2 separate regions of the Homo sapiens genome follow, and region 2 is linked to region 1. Evidence: read pairs that join two places in POLR2A ChIA-PET (ENCODE). Cell type or tissue: B cell. All regions are shown on one strand. Each heading gives the region's core, and the rest is flanking DNA. Links, peaks and the distances in the headings are about the cores only.

What was found. Peaks named below come from ENCODE experiments on the same cell type or tissue, not always from the same donor. Only the 100,000 strongest peaks of a DNase experiment are listed, where the experiment ranks them.
Region 2: POLR2A ChIA-PET joins it to region 1 with 6 read pairs; 19 of 35 experiments call an interaction of 5 or more read pairs at or near these places.

Annotation. Positions count from the first base shown.
Region 1 is chr11:67,265,852-67,276,578 of GRCh38, forward strand. GRK2 (G protein-coupled receptor kinase 2) reads left to right here and starts at 622. Exons shown (of 21, transcript NM_001619.5): 1 at 622-961. The coding sequence starts at 849. RefSeq lists silencers at 411-610, 2,531-2,580 and enhancers at 2,141-2,190, 2,891-2,950, 5,200-6,164, 5,688-5,827, 6,165-7,129 and 2 more. In B cell, for the core only: no CTCF peak of the experiment used is centred there; DNase peaks (open chromatin) are centred at 5,231, 5,830, 5,980, 6,630 and 1 weaker place; H3K4me3 peaks cover 2,328 bases; H3K27ac peaks cover 2,500 bases.
Region 2 is chr11:67,367,384-67,369,883 of GRCh38, forward strand. CLCF1 (cardiotrophin like cytokine factor 1) reads right to left here. Exons shown (of 3, transcript NM_013246.3): 2 at 77-243. All of the region lies in intron 2 of LOC100130987 (a long non-coding RNA gene), which reads left to right. Among named protein-coding and RNA genes, the nearest start is that of CLCF1, 5.0 kb to the right of the region's middle. RefSeq lists an enhancer at 125-624 and a silencer at 1,394-1,443. In B cell, for the core only: no CTCF peak of the experiment used is centred there; a DNase peak (open chromatin) is centred at 1,408; H3K4me3 peaks cover 334 bases; H3K27ac peaks cover 2,417 bases.

The DNA of each region.
Region 1 (10,727 bases), core at 4,898-7,397:
ATCTGGGGACCTGTTGGGGGTCTGAGGTGAGTGTCGCAGTCTGGGTATGGCGTTGGAGACCCAGGGCTGTGATCTGAGGTCATGGTTAGAGTCTGAGGTGGTGGGCCAAGGTTTGAGTCTGGGGTCCTGTTTGGAGTCTGGTGTCAGGTCGTGGACTGCGTCCAAGGTCAGGGAGTCCGGGGTTATAGCCAGGGTCTGAGATGAAAGTCCCAGGATGGTGTTCAGAGGTCTGAATCTGTGTCTTGGTGAGCGTCCAGGTTCCCTGTGATCACGTTTGGTGTCAGGGCTGCGGCCCGACTGGGGAGCCTGGGATCCAGAGATGTGACCCGAGGTTGTGGTCAGAGAATGGGTCTCGGGTCGTCTTCCGTGCCGGGTCCCTGTCGTGTTCCAGGCCCGGGTCTCCGTCCAGCATCGAGGGCCGAGGTCACGGCCAGGGTCTGAGCCCGCGGTCGCAGGTCTGGTTCGGGGTCAGATTCCGCGCGGCCTCCAGGGGGCGCCGTCGCCCGCCCGGCTCGGCCCCTCGCGGGCTCGCTGGCGTTGTGCGCGGCAGGCGGGGCCGGAGGCGGCGGCGGCTCCGGGGCGCGGGCGCGCGGGCGGCGGCGGCGGCGGCGCCCCGACTGCAGTCCCGGCGGGAGCGGAGCGCGAGCCGGGGCCGGGCCCGAGCCGGCGCCATGGGGCGGCGCCGCCTGTGAGCGGCGGCGAGCGGAGCCGCGGGCGCCGAGCAGGGCCAGGCGGGAGGCGTCGGCGCCCGAGGCCGAGCGAGCCGCGGCCGGGCCGGGCCGAGCGCCGAGCGAGCAGGAGCGGCGGCGGCGGCGGCGGCGGCGGGAGGAGGCAGCGCCGCCGCCAAGATGGCGGACCTGGAGGCGGTGCTGGCCGACGTGAGCTACCTGATGGCCATGGAGAAGAGCAAGGCCACGCCGGCCGCGCGCGCCAGCAAGAAGATCCTGCTGCCCGAGCCCAGGTGAGGAGAAGCTGCCCGCGGCCCCGGCCCGACCCCGCGGGCGCCCCGGCCGCGGCCCCGAGACCCTGGCCCCATGCTCGACCCCGCGACCTGGACCCCCGGGGCCGGCTCTCGCAACCCCCTGTCGGCCCCCCAGCCCGGAGCAGCCCGGCCTTGGCGCCTGCGGGTCCAGACCCTAAGCCCCAGACCCTGGGCGCCTGAGCCCGGAGCGCCCCAACTCCGGAGCTCCTCTGCCCCATCGGTCCCCGGACCCAGTCGGGTCCCCCTGGCCGCCCTGCTGCTTCCTTATCGTGCTCCACCGGCCCCCCGAAGTCGCTGTCAGCCCCTGGCTCCCGCCTTCTCCCACGGGGGCCCGGCGCGCCCCTTCATCCTTCTCGGAGCAGCCCTTGGTCCCTGTGGGGTCCCCTCCCCTCCGCTGGCCACCATTTACCTCGCCTGACGATGTCACCCACCCTTTTGCTGTCCCTGCTCACGGCACTCGCTTTAGGGTTTCCACTACCCCCACCCGTCTCTCCTCCAGTCTACACTTGTGTGAGGTGTTGGGGGACAGCCAGTCTTCCGGACTCTTCTCCCACCCTCTGGTGGGGTCGCTGTCCTGGAGTTGGGCTCGAGAGTGCTTTCAGGGCGGCGTGGTGAGCAGGACCTAGGGTGCTGCGGGCACCCTCCCCCTCGGACCGCGCTCAGGTCGGGGAAACATCCCCTGTGCCCTCTCCCCTACATTTCTCCTCTGGCAGGCCCTGCATATGGTGCCCCGTGGGTGCTGTTGACCAGGGGCCCTCCCAGCACACCTGCAATGGCTGGACCTTAGCTGCCGCCTCTGTAAGACAACTGACATCACACCTGGTATCAAAGTTTAGACTGTTCAGGATGTAGGTGCAAAAGTACACAGGATGTGGACGATTGCTGCGGTTTGTCCAGCATTTTATGGCTGATAGAGTATCTCTCCACTGTGTGAGCCTCTCAGCAGCGCATGGGGTGGCGAGGACAGGTGTGGTTTTGTCCCTGTGGAACAGATGGGGAAACTGAAGCTCCAGAGGTGAGTGGCCTGCCCCGAGTCACACAGGTAGTCCCAGGTGGCACCTGGCCAACAGATCAGGGCTTCAGACTTCTGGTTCTACATTTCATCAGCTACCCTGGCCTGTGCCAGGGAGCAGACGTGCCCGCCACGATTCTTTGTGTCGTGTGGCAACTCCTTGTGCATGCCTGAGAGTTGGCCTCCTCCTGGTGCCCCAGCGGGCTGGGGATGGGGCCTGTCCACACTGCCGTGGTCTTATCTTGTGACTCTGGGTAAGTCTCTTCCCTCACTGGGCCTCGGTCTTCTCATCTGTGAAATGTGGATGGCGTGAAATAAGAGCTGTGACTCTGCGGTGTCCCTCAGCCTTTGAAGCAGCCGTCTAAGCTCTGGCTGACGCTGCAGGGGTGCCCCATGCCCATGGCCCTCACCGCCCCCCTGTGCCATGCCCTGCTCACTGGGTGTTTGGATTGACTGAACGTCAGGCCTGGGAGAGGAAAATTGGTCTGCATTTTGAAAAGGCCGTTAGGGCCTTTTTTTTTCTAAGACATTTGCAATCAGATTTCTCAAAACAGGAACCAGACTGACTGTCAGCTGGGGGCTGTCCAGGGAGCAGTGACGGTTAGTACAGAAATGAGTTCAGAAATGACAAACCCACGAGGGAGGAAACGGGGGAGTCAGCCTCTAGGGCTCAAAACGGCTCTCCTTGGTGGCTGCAGCCTCGAGACCCTCCTGCAGGATGGAGTTCTGCAACTGTGAGGCGGGGCCTTTTCTGGAACTGTCTGCGTTCGGGTAATCTCCCCCCAGAATGCATTGCTTCTGATGGGGCGCCGCCTTGGCTCTGCAGGTGTCAGAACCCTGAGAAACGAGATGGTCTTCTTTTCCTGTCCCCTTTCCCATCCATGGTAGTGATGGCGGTGATAGCAATAATGATAGGAATTATTACTGACTTACCTATTTTGATATCTGTCATCTCAGTTCTTCCAGCAACCAACCTGTGAAGCTGGCAAGGCCATGCCTTGCATGTAGTAGTTGCTCAAGAAATACCAGGACTGTGTGGCACCCCCATGCAGTCCTGAGCAGAAACAAGGTTGGATAGGATTCTAGGAGGACAGCAGGAGGCCGAGCCAGGCAGCCCAGGTTTTCACATTGGGTCACCATCAGCAGCATGGCCTTCCGCAAATCGCCCACATCTGTGAAACGGACTGGAGGTGCGAGCGCCGAATGTCAGTGCGCTAAGGCCTGGGAAGGGCTACTGGCCACCCCTACATGGGGGTCCAGGCCTGGGGCATTAGGGAGCAGGCCACCCTTTGCATAACGCCTTGCCTTGCACACCCAGTGGGGCAGAGCACGCCGCCCCCCGCCCCCCGCCGCCCCAGTGGTGATCCTGACCATGTTTCATGTTTGCCTGACACTTTTCCACTTGCAGAGTGCTTTTTACTCTGTTTTGTCCTTTTGACAACTGTGAGAGGCAGGCCCAGCAGTTAGGATTCTCCCCTTTAGCAGTTGAAGTTATTGAGGCTCAGGGAGGGGAGGAGTCGTGTCCTCGTCACAGAAGAAAGCTGGAATGGGGCCTCGGGTTTCTGGACCACACAGGCCAGTGCTGTTTCTTTGCTGTGCTTTATCCCCTCCACCCACCCCTGCACACCACTGTTCTCGCCTCTGTCCACATTTTGCGGTGTGGGCTGACTGGCACCCCTTGTCTGGGGCCATCGGCTGTCACAGTTCACAAGGCTCAGCCCTCTTCCCGTTGGCTGGGATGGAGAACTGAGCTGCCGTGGCAAAGCTACTGCACCGAGGGGCAGCCCCACTCCAGGGTCCCGTCAGATGCAGGAGCCTGTCTTCCCCATACCCACAAGGTCAAGGTCAGAGTCAGGGAGAGGGGCTGTGGCTTGTCCCAGTGACAGGTTGCCACTGGGAATTGTTCATACCTTGAGGTGGCCCACCTTGGCAGCCCCTCCATGGCTGGTGCCTGGGGATGTGTCTTGGCCAAGAACTGGGGCTGGCATCACAGCTCTGAGTTCCAAAGGCTAGGGAATGGGAGTGGTTAGGCACAGTGCCACACTGAGTTGGCACAGGGGCCTCCCCTTCTGTCACCCTATAGAATCCAAGGAAACAGTCCCTTTCCCCGACCTTCTTGTAGAAGGAGGTAGCGTAAGGCAGCATTGTGTATCTGGAAGATGGGAGGTCTGGCTTCTCCCTCTACCACCAGCTCACATGGGACCCAGGCGAGTCCCTTAGCCCGACTGGACCTGCCTCAGTTTCCACCTCTGTAAAACGAGGCGGCTGCCCCTTCACTCTCAGGGTCTGTGGTCTGGGCCTTGCCCTGAAGGAACTGCTGTCTCCCTTTCCCAGCAGCCAGCAGTCTTGTAATTATCATCATTTGCTTAATATGACCACTGAGGCCTCGTGTAATTAATCTCTGGGCTCCTAGCTGAGGAGCCCTGCCTGGGCGCTCCCAGGAGGTTCCTCTGCCCTCCCCGGTGACAGTGGCAGCCCCAGCAGCAGATTGTCGGAGCTGGGTGCCTCTTGCAGCCTCCCGATTTCTTGGCTGTTTCCTGGTCCCTCCCCCACCGAGAGTTTCCTCCTTCCTGCCCCTTTCTGGCTTCCCTGTCTCCCCAGACCCTGCCCCTGTTCCTCCGCTGCCTCGTTCCTGTTAACTCTTCGCAGCCAGAACTTCCTGCCCTCGATTTGTGGGGGAAGGGGTGCAGCGGGAAGCTCTCTCCCTCCCTCCTTCCTTCACTCCTGCAGCACCAGCTGAAACCCTGCTGCTTCCAGCCTTTGTCCCTTACCCAGAACTTTCCACTTCAGTGGCAGCGTTCTCCCAACTCCTTTCCCTGCAAACAAGATGATCTTTCCTGCAGTCACTCCCTCTGGGCCTTTGAAGCACCGCCGTTCCCCAGGAATGGGTCTCTGGGATGTCTTTCCCGTCTGTTTTCCTTTCCAGAGCATGCGTTTCACTTATTTGCCATTAAGTCGCCCGCCTGCCGTTACCTGGGTAAATGGATTTGAAGGGAGTGTGAGCAATGCAGGTTGGAATCTGTGCAGGGGAACCTGGGCTGTTAACCCAGAATGAGGTGTCCTATTAATGCACAATCAATTCCTAGTAGTAAGTTCCCGGTGACGTCAGGTACAGGAGCGCTCCGCAGCCAGTGTTTCCTCCCCGTGCCTAGGTTGCACCCAGGTGGGCTTGGCAGAGGGACTGAGTGCTCAGGCTGGTGGGTTTGGGCTCCACGCGCTTGGCTGTTGCTTTCAGGGTATGCTCTTGCCTCGGAACACACAGTGGGAACCAAAAGCACAGTGTAGCCCTTGAGGATGCACAGCCTCCCTCACACCTGCCCCTTCTTCCTGGGCCCCTTCCCTACTCCCCGCCGGCTCCCCATGGGTCAGTTTCCACTGCTGGATGGAGCTATATTCACGTTATTTCTACTCTGCTGCAACTGAGATACTAAAAATGAGGTGTTTGACTGCAGCTTTTTTCTAAAACAGTAATATCCCTTCTCTGCTTTGCTGTTTACTGCAAAAGGACGCGTCTATGCTGGCAGAAGTGGGTTTTCTGGTATTAACATGTTGGCAGCTCTGTTCCCAGGTGGGGGCAATTTTCTGACTCTAGAGCCATTTCGTGTTTGGGATGGGGGATAACCCCCTCCTGGAAACCACAGGGCATGGAATTCTGGAAGTTTGTTCTTGGTGCATTCTAGCGTAATGCAGATTACGGTCTCCATGTCAGCAGTAAATTGCAGGGTGTGGGTGCTCATGTCATATTTGTGAAGAAGCCGTGACATTTGACAAGGCCGCCAGAGTGCCTCTTCCTGAGCATCCCCGCAAGGGAGCTGCTTTGTGGCCGACACGACGTTCCGGAGCCCAGGCTGCTGCAGACCCTGGCTGTGTGTGCGGGGCCAGCTGGCTTTTTCTCTCCCCTGCTCAGGGCTTACCTTGGACCTGCCGGTTTGGGCTGGCCTTTCCTATTTGATCTGTGGCCCCGTCCTTGTTCGCCCCAGGGAGAGTCATTGAGAAACATTAAGAAGCCCCAGGGGACTTCCTTCTGCTGCTGGCACCTTGGTGTCTGGTTTCCTGGAAATGCCACAGGGAGCACCTCGGCCACAGCCACAGGCCCTGCTGCACTGGTTGGTGAATGCTCGCTCATCTCCCAGGGGACGGTTCCCAGAGTGGCCGCACCAGACCTGCCAGGCCTGTAGCCTTCATGCCAGCTTGCACCGTCCTGGCGTGGCAAAGCTTTAGCATCACTGTCACATGAGGGGCACAGGAAGCATGGCCCCTGGCTGCCAGCTGCCAGCCAAGGCTGCCTCCCATCCTGGGTTCCAGGGAAGGGGGCTGCTCGTCTCCTACAGCTCCTGGTCAGGGACGGGAGGGCAGCCAGGCCAGAGGCTGGGCACAAGTCAGGGTCCTCTGAGCCCTGCACCCAGCTCTTCCACAGAGGTCAAGGGGGGGATGGAGGGTGCTCTAGTGGAGGCCGTTTCTCAGGGAGCCTTTGGACATTTTCTTTGCCACGAACTCATTGTGGGCCTCGGAGCACGTGGCCCAGCCAGCTTCCTTGCCATCAGCAAGAGTGTGTTTGTCTCTGACTTGTCACCCCCTCCTGTCCACACAGCTACAGCCTCTGACCCCGAGCAGGAGACACCTAAGAGAGCCCAGGCCACAGAGGATGGCCTGGACTTTGCATTTCTTCTGAACCATGAGGTGCCAGAAGGGACCGGAAGTGCTCCCTCAGCACCCACTCCTTCCCTGTCACCCAGTGCTCAGTGCTGCAGCTGCTCACTGTCTTGGGCTGAGCCTGCTCCGGGAGCAGTAGGAGCTGGTGCAGGCCGCTGTAACTGCAGGGGTGCCAAGGTGGGACTGACTGCTCCTTCCCAAAGCTGGGTGGGCACCAAGTACCTCTGTGCCAAGGAGCCCTTGATACTTTGGCAGGGCAAGCCACGGGCTCTACCCACTGGGCCCGCAGTAGAGCAATGCAGTGCCTGAAGCTGGTCTGTGAGCAGAGGAGTCCCACCCTGCTCGGCTCAGCCCTGGCCACAGGCCCCATCCTCCAAGGCCCCATCCTCTCCGAGGACACGGCAAATGTGGAGCAGAGGCTTGAGCAAGACCAGTTACTGTGTGATTCTAGCATGGACTGTCGGTGAGCCGTGGGGCACTGAGAAATGGGGCTCTGGCGGCTCTCTCCCATGGCCCAGCAGGCGGGGCACGGCGGGCAGCATGGCCAGCCTGGCATATTAGAAGCCCTCCTTCTGCCGTGTCCACCCAGGCTTTGTAAATGGCCAGTGTGACGGTGGCGATTCAGCATCTCATTGACATCCTCATTTTACAGCTGGGGAAACTGGACATTTCAAGTTTGTGACCAGGTGGTGAGGGCCACTTGGAACCCAGGCACCCGTCCAACGGCCAGAGCAAAGGCAACTCTGAGGCCCTTGCCCAAAGGTGTTGGGAACCTTAGCGTCCTTCCATCTGGGACTGTTGAGGCCGCTTGGTTCTCCTGATGCTCCAGAGTAGATCTTGGGAGCCACGTTCCCCCGGATCTCAGGGTTGCTGACCTGGGTGGGGGACAGGGACACGCTCTGGGCTCACTGCCACTCCAGACTCTGCCAGTATCAGGGAGCAGTGTTGGAGACAAGGTGACCCAGTCCAGGAGGCTGTCCCACCCCTGTGCTCGCCCGTGCTTGCCACCCTGGCAGGAGCTGCCCCCAGTGGCAAGTTCTTCCAACCTGCCAGTTCCCTTGGCGGCCAGACCCATGGGAATAGACAGGAAACCCTAAAATTGCCACTTTGGGGGCCTTCCATTCAAGGACTCTGCTCAGGCCTGACCTCGTGTTTGGTTTCTTGCTTGGGGGGAGGGGGGTTGTTTATTTTATTTAAAAAACATTTTTTTCTTTTTAAGGAAGAAAGTGGAGTGCTGTGGGCTGGGAAGAATGTGGTGGCCATGCCCAGGCGTGGCTGCTGAGGGGAGAGATGGCCTCAGAGCCCCGGGTCCTGCTTCCTGCTGTTCCCAGGCCGGGGCTGACAGCAGAGCCCCTGGGAAGGAGAAAGGGCCTGCCCGGCAGGTTCCCCTGGCTGTCGCAGGCAGGGAACCAAGCATGCTTCCCCCTTGGAGACTTTGTGTGTCCAGTTGAAAAGTGGCAGTGGCTACTCCCTGGCTCCTAGGTGGCCATTCCCTCTGCCAAACTGGCACCTTTTTTTTTTTTTTTTTTTTTGAGACAGAGTCTCACTCTGTCACCCAGGCTGGAGTGCAGTGGCACGATTTTGGCTCACTGCAACCTCTGTCTCCAGGGTTCAAGCGATTCTTCTGCCTCAGTCTCCTGAGTAGCTGGGACTACAGGCGCACGCCACCATGCTGGGCTAATTTTTGTATTTTCAGTAGAGACGGGGTTTCACCATGTTGGTCAGGCTGGTCTTAAACTCCTGACCTCATGATTCGCCCGCCTCGGCCTCCCAAAGTGCTGGGATTACAGGCGTGAGCCACCGCGTCCCGCCAAGCTGGCACCATTTTTGCAGGCTCCTAAGAAGCAAGTCTGGGGCTCAGTGGGGCTTACTGCTGAAGCCCGGTGGCCCCCATTCCTGGGACAATGCCCGGCTCCTGGTGGGTGACCCCTACAGGCTGGGATTGCTTTGCCTGTCATCTGCATCTGCCTGTCGCTACCTTCCGCTTGACCAGCACCTTTTTTTTTTTTTTTTTTTTTTTTTTTGCTTTTTTTCATCCCCTTCTGTGGACCAAAATGTCCTGGCCCACCTCCCAGGTGAGATGCAGGCCCCTGACCTTGGGGTTTTCTCCACGTTCCAGTCTCCCAGTGCACAGCCTGTGCCCTGAGGGTCGCCCAGGGCCCAGGCCTCCTGTCTGCAGGTGCCAAGGGCAGGGACCGTGTCTTTCTCAATTCAAGAGATTTTTATGAAGCCCTTGCTGTGTGTGAAACACCACAATCTCCGTCCACCGTTTCCTGTGTCCCTGGGAGTCCCACATGCCGGGAAACATGTCCTTGACGGTGGCTGGTGGACATGAGCTGGCGTGTGGCCCGAAGGGGCGGGTGTGCTGGTGTGGACGCGGGGCCCATCCTCGGAGCTCCTGTCAGTTCTCAGAGGGCATCCTCACTCCCCGGTGGGGGGCATGGGCCCCCCTCTTCCCATCCAGGCAGGGTCTGTTCCAAAGCAGTCATAGGATGCGAACTCAGGGTCACCTAGGCCCATCCTTGTCTTCAGTGCCCTGCTTCCTGCTGGAGACAACTTTGGAAGAGGCCGCGGCCCCTCCCAGCCTCTGAGGGTGGGGAGCAGGCCAGGGGGTCGCGGCCTTGGAACCGTGCTCATGGCAGCCCTGCTGTGCTCGTGCTATCTCGCTCGGCCTTTCCTGAGGAAGGCTGGAACCAAGTGAGATCAGGGGCCGAGGCCCGGGAGTCCACTGCAGCCCTTCCTGGAAGGACAGTGCCCAGTGGAAGCGGATAAGAGCCCCCTCTCGAGGCCGAGGTCAGAGGCCAGGCAGGGTCCACAGGCCAGGTCCGCACTGTCTGGAGCTGCTCTCCGCAGACGGCTCTTCTGGCTGAAGCTGCCATTCTTCCAGACCCTCGGGCCCAAAGCCTGGAAGCCCTCACGGGGCTGGCCTCATAACCCTTCTCCCGGTCCCCGACAGCCTGAGCCTTCTCCCACCCACCCCCTTCCCCTTCTTCCTGCCCAAGTGTTGCCTCTGCCTGGGCTTCCTCCGCGTGGCGCCTCCAGTGGAGTCGGGCCACCCACCGCCCTGGACCAAGCCTCCTGAGTCCTGCTCTCCTGCCCACTCCTTGGCTGTGAAGCCCCCTGGTTTGCAAGGCCCTGCCCTCCGCCTCACCATGGCCTTTGTGTGCCCTCTCTCCTGCCCCATTGGCCCCTTGCTCATCCCTGGACATACTGTCCCCTGCCTGTTCCCACGTCTACCGACCCCCCTGGCTTCGCCAGCTGCCGAGATCCCACTTGCACTCCAGGAACCCAGTGGAGTTCCACCTTCTCCACACAGGCTTTCCAGACCCAGAGGCCTCCTCTCCTTCCCAAGGCTTCTGCACACGCTGTCTGGTATCACAGGCTCAGAACCATGCCCTGGGCAGGGCTGTTTGGAGCAGGGGGTGGCTTTGGCATGAGGTACACAGTGCCTCAGGGGTAGATGTGCAGCGGGTCCTCGTGACCACAGCCTGGGTGGCCAGTCCGACCAGCCCTGGGCTGGGCTCCTAGGGGCAGGCAGGGCCGGGGTGCAGAAAGGCAGGGGCCATGGCAAGCACAGAGAACCTGGACTTGCGGATCCAAATCTCCACCAGCTGCAGTCATTTCACGGGAGGCCTGCTGGTGGCCCCATAGACCTGCAGGGCCATGTGAGCGTGACATGGGCTCAGGTGTGTTGTCCCTTCAGGCCCCCAGCCTTGCAATGCCCTCAGCATGGCAGCTACACGTTACCCCAGGAGCCCAGACTAGTGAGGACCAGATGCAGGCCTCAGCTGGCTGTTGGGACAGACCGGCAGGGCTGGGCTTGAGGTGGGCCAGGAGAGGGCAGGAGGGGACAGTAAGGTGGTATTTGAGGCCGGGAGTGTAGCCTGGTGTGGCGCTCCCAGACAGCACTCAGTGTGGGGTGAGATAAACAGGGTGGGGGATGTCGGGTTGGGTTTTGAGGGTCACAATGGCCAGGCCCTCCCCTATGGCCATACCAAGCAACCCAGGGCAGGGGTCACATTTTATATCCAAGTACTAGGGACACACGAACCAAGGCATGGCCTTTTCTTACAATTTAAA
Region 2 (2,500 bases), core at 1-2,500, 97 kb after region 1:
CCCTCCACGGTTAGGACTGTCTTTCCCCAACTCCTCACTCCTCCCCAACTCCCAGATTCCTACGCTGGATACTCACATAGGTCCCAGCCAAGCTGCGGAGTTGGTGCTCCAGGTAGCGGGTGAGGTCATAGGTTTTCTGGATGGAGGGGCCAGGCCCTGGGTCCCCTGTGCGATTGAGAGCTGGCACTGCAGGGAGGTGCCAGAGCACCGTGCACAGGCACGCTAACATCCCCCACGAGTCCCCTGTGGGCAGGATGGACGAGAAGCATGAGCGCGGCCCGGGCCCACACGGGGAAGCAGCTGGCAGCCCCTCAGGTGTCTGTCCCCACCTTGGGCTGGGTGGGGGGTGAGGGTGGGACACCAGATGGGAGGCAGAGGGGATGGAGGAGGGGAAACACTCCTGGCAAGACGGGAGAGAAAGAGAGGCATGTGTATGTTTGAGGATGAGGACTTGGCACGCATGAGTGTCTATCAGTAGATACTTGAGAATGGATCTGTGTGTCAGCTGAGAGAGTCTTTGGCATGTGTGCCACTGTGTGTGTGCCAACATGTATATGTGTGTACATGGAGGGACGGGGCCAGGCCTAGGGACTGCAGGTCGACCTGCCTGTGTTCCAGTTGTACCCTAGCTTCCTGCCAGTCTTCAGTCCCACTGCAGCTTGAGGGGAGTCAGAGGGTGGGAGACAGCACATGTCAGAGCTGGCAGGCTGAGCACAGTCAGCCCTAAGGGAGGAAGCAGGAGAGAGGCGGCCGCCAAGAACAGACTCACCCATAGGAAGCAAGGTATAGGGTTAGACCACTAGGGTCGGGCTGCCTTATGGGGCTTAGTTTTGGGTATATTCTAGGATGTGATTCCTGAGTGTGGGAAGTGTAGGGTGGGGTTAGATTGAAGGAGATTTAGTGCTCACTCTCAGGGAACGGTGGCAGTGTGGAGGTTCACCCCGTTCTTGGTGTTAGGTGGGGAAAAGTTGGACTTCAATGAGGCCTTTCCATCAGCCTGCAAGGGTGGGGACAGGAAGGGAGAGAGGTGCATTTGACGAGTCGGGCTTGTTGGCTGATGGCACTGCAGAGTTTGGACATCCCAGGATACCAGGAGTCCAGAGGCCAGGGTTGGGTGCTGTAAGGAGGGATGTGGGCAGTGGGGAAATATGCTTTTCTGGGATTTTAAGTGAGGACCAAGGTGAGGATTCAGTGGACACTTTGGACTGGCAAAGGCAGTTAGGGTTTGGCTAGGGTAGATATAATTGGCATTGGGCTAGGTTAGGTTTAAGGACTGGGTTACTTTAAAAGTTTCAGATTAGTTTAGACTTGGGATTTGGTTGATTTAGTGCGGTTGAGGTTTGAGTCCAGCAAGGATGTGGTGAGGTCTGGGCAGGCAGAGGGTGAGTTGGAGGGCTGTGACTTGGTCGGTTTAGGTATCAGATGGGGCGCTGCTTGTCATGTTATGAAGAGCAGGGCTAGTTTGGGTTTTCAGCTTGAATAGGTGTGAGGTCATGAGTGGTTTCTTTCCTATAGTTCTTTTTTTTTCCTTTTTTTTTTTTTTTTTTGCTGCCACCTTCTCTTTCCACCACCCCTATAGTTCATATTTTATACTCTCAGATTTTTCTATAATGACATAGGTTGCTTTGATAGGCAGAAATAACTTAGATAGGTATAACGCTTTGCCCATGGTTAGGATGGGATTTGGATTCAAGAAAGAATGAAGACTAGGTTAGGTCTAATCACAGTGCTGGGGCAGTTTTGGAGAGGGCTAATAACTAGGAAGGATGCAAGACTCCATTTGTATAAAACATCTCTTATGGAGGACAGGGGTCAGTGAGGACTTCGGCAGTGGCCCACCTGGTCAGTCTGGACTCTTTCAGATGTGTGACTGGCCGGCTTTACTAAGGGAGCGTGGCGGTGGGGTACCACAAGTCACAGGGTCTTGGTTTGAGGCAAGTGTGAGTGTGTGTACACGCGTGTGTTTTAGGACAGAGAGTAGGGTCAGGCACTCAACTGCTCCCTGGGGAGACCAGCTCACCCTTTCCTGTCCCCTCTGAGCTTGTGGCTTCCTCCTGGACGCTGCTTTCCTCACTCTTCCTTTCTATCCCCAGCTCTTGCCTGACTCAGTTCCTTTCTCCTCCCTGCTCCTCACATCTCAACACAACTCCAAGCCTAGGGATCTGGCAGTCACCTCTAGGATCCTATGGGTACAGAGTAGCATTAGTTTTGGAGATTGGAGACCTGCTGAATTGGGCAGCGGCCCTCCCAGCCTTGAGGTCGCTTTCAGCATCGAGTCTGGCTTCACTCAAAGTTAGTGGCGAGACCAAGGGTCCCAACTGAAGCCGGAGCTGGGAGCTAGGCTTCCTTCTTTACCCACATGCTGGCCGGAGTTCTAGGCTCTGCCTTTGTCATGGCCAAGAGGTACAGTCAGGAACCCAGCTCAGAACTTACCCTCTCCCATTCTGAGCCCTGTGGGACATCCCTAGGGGAGATCAGCTCCCTACACAGGGACAGCAGG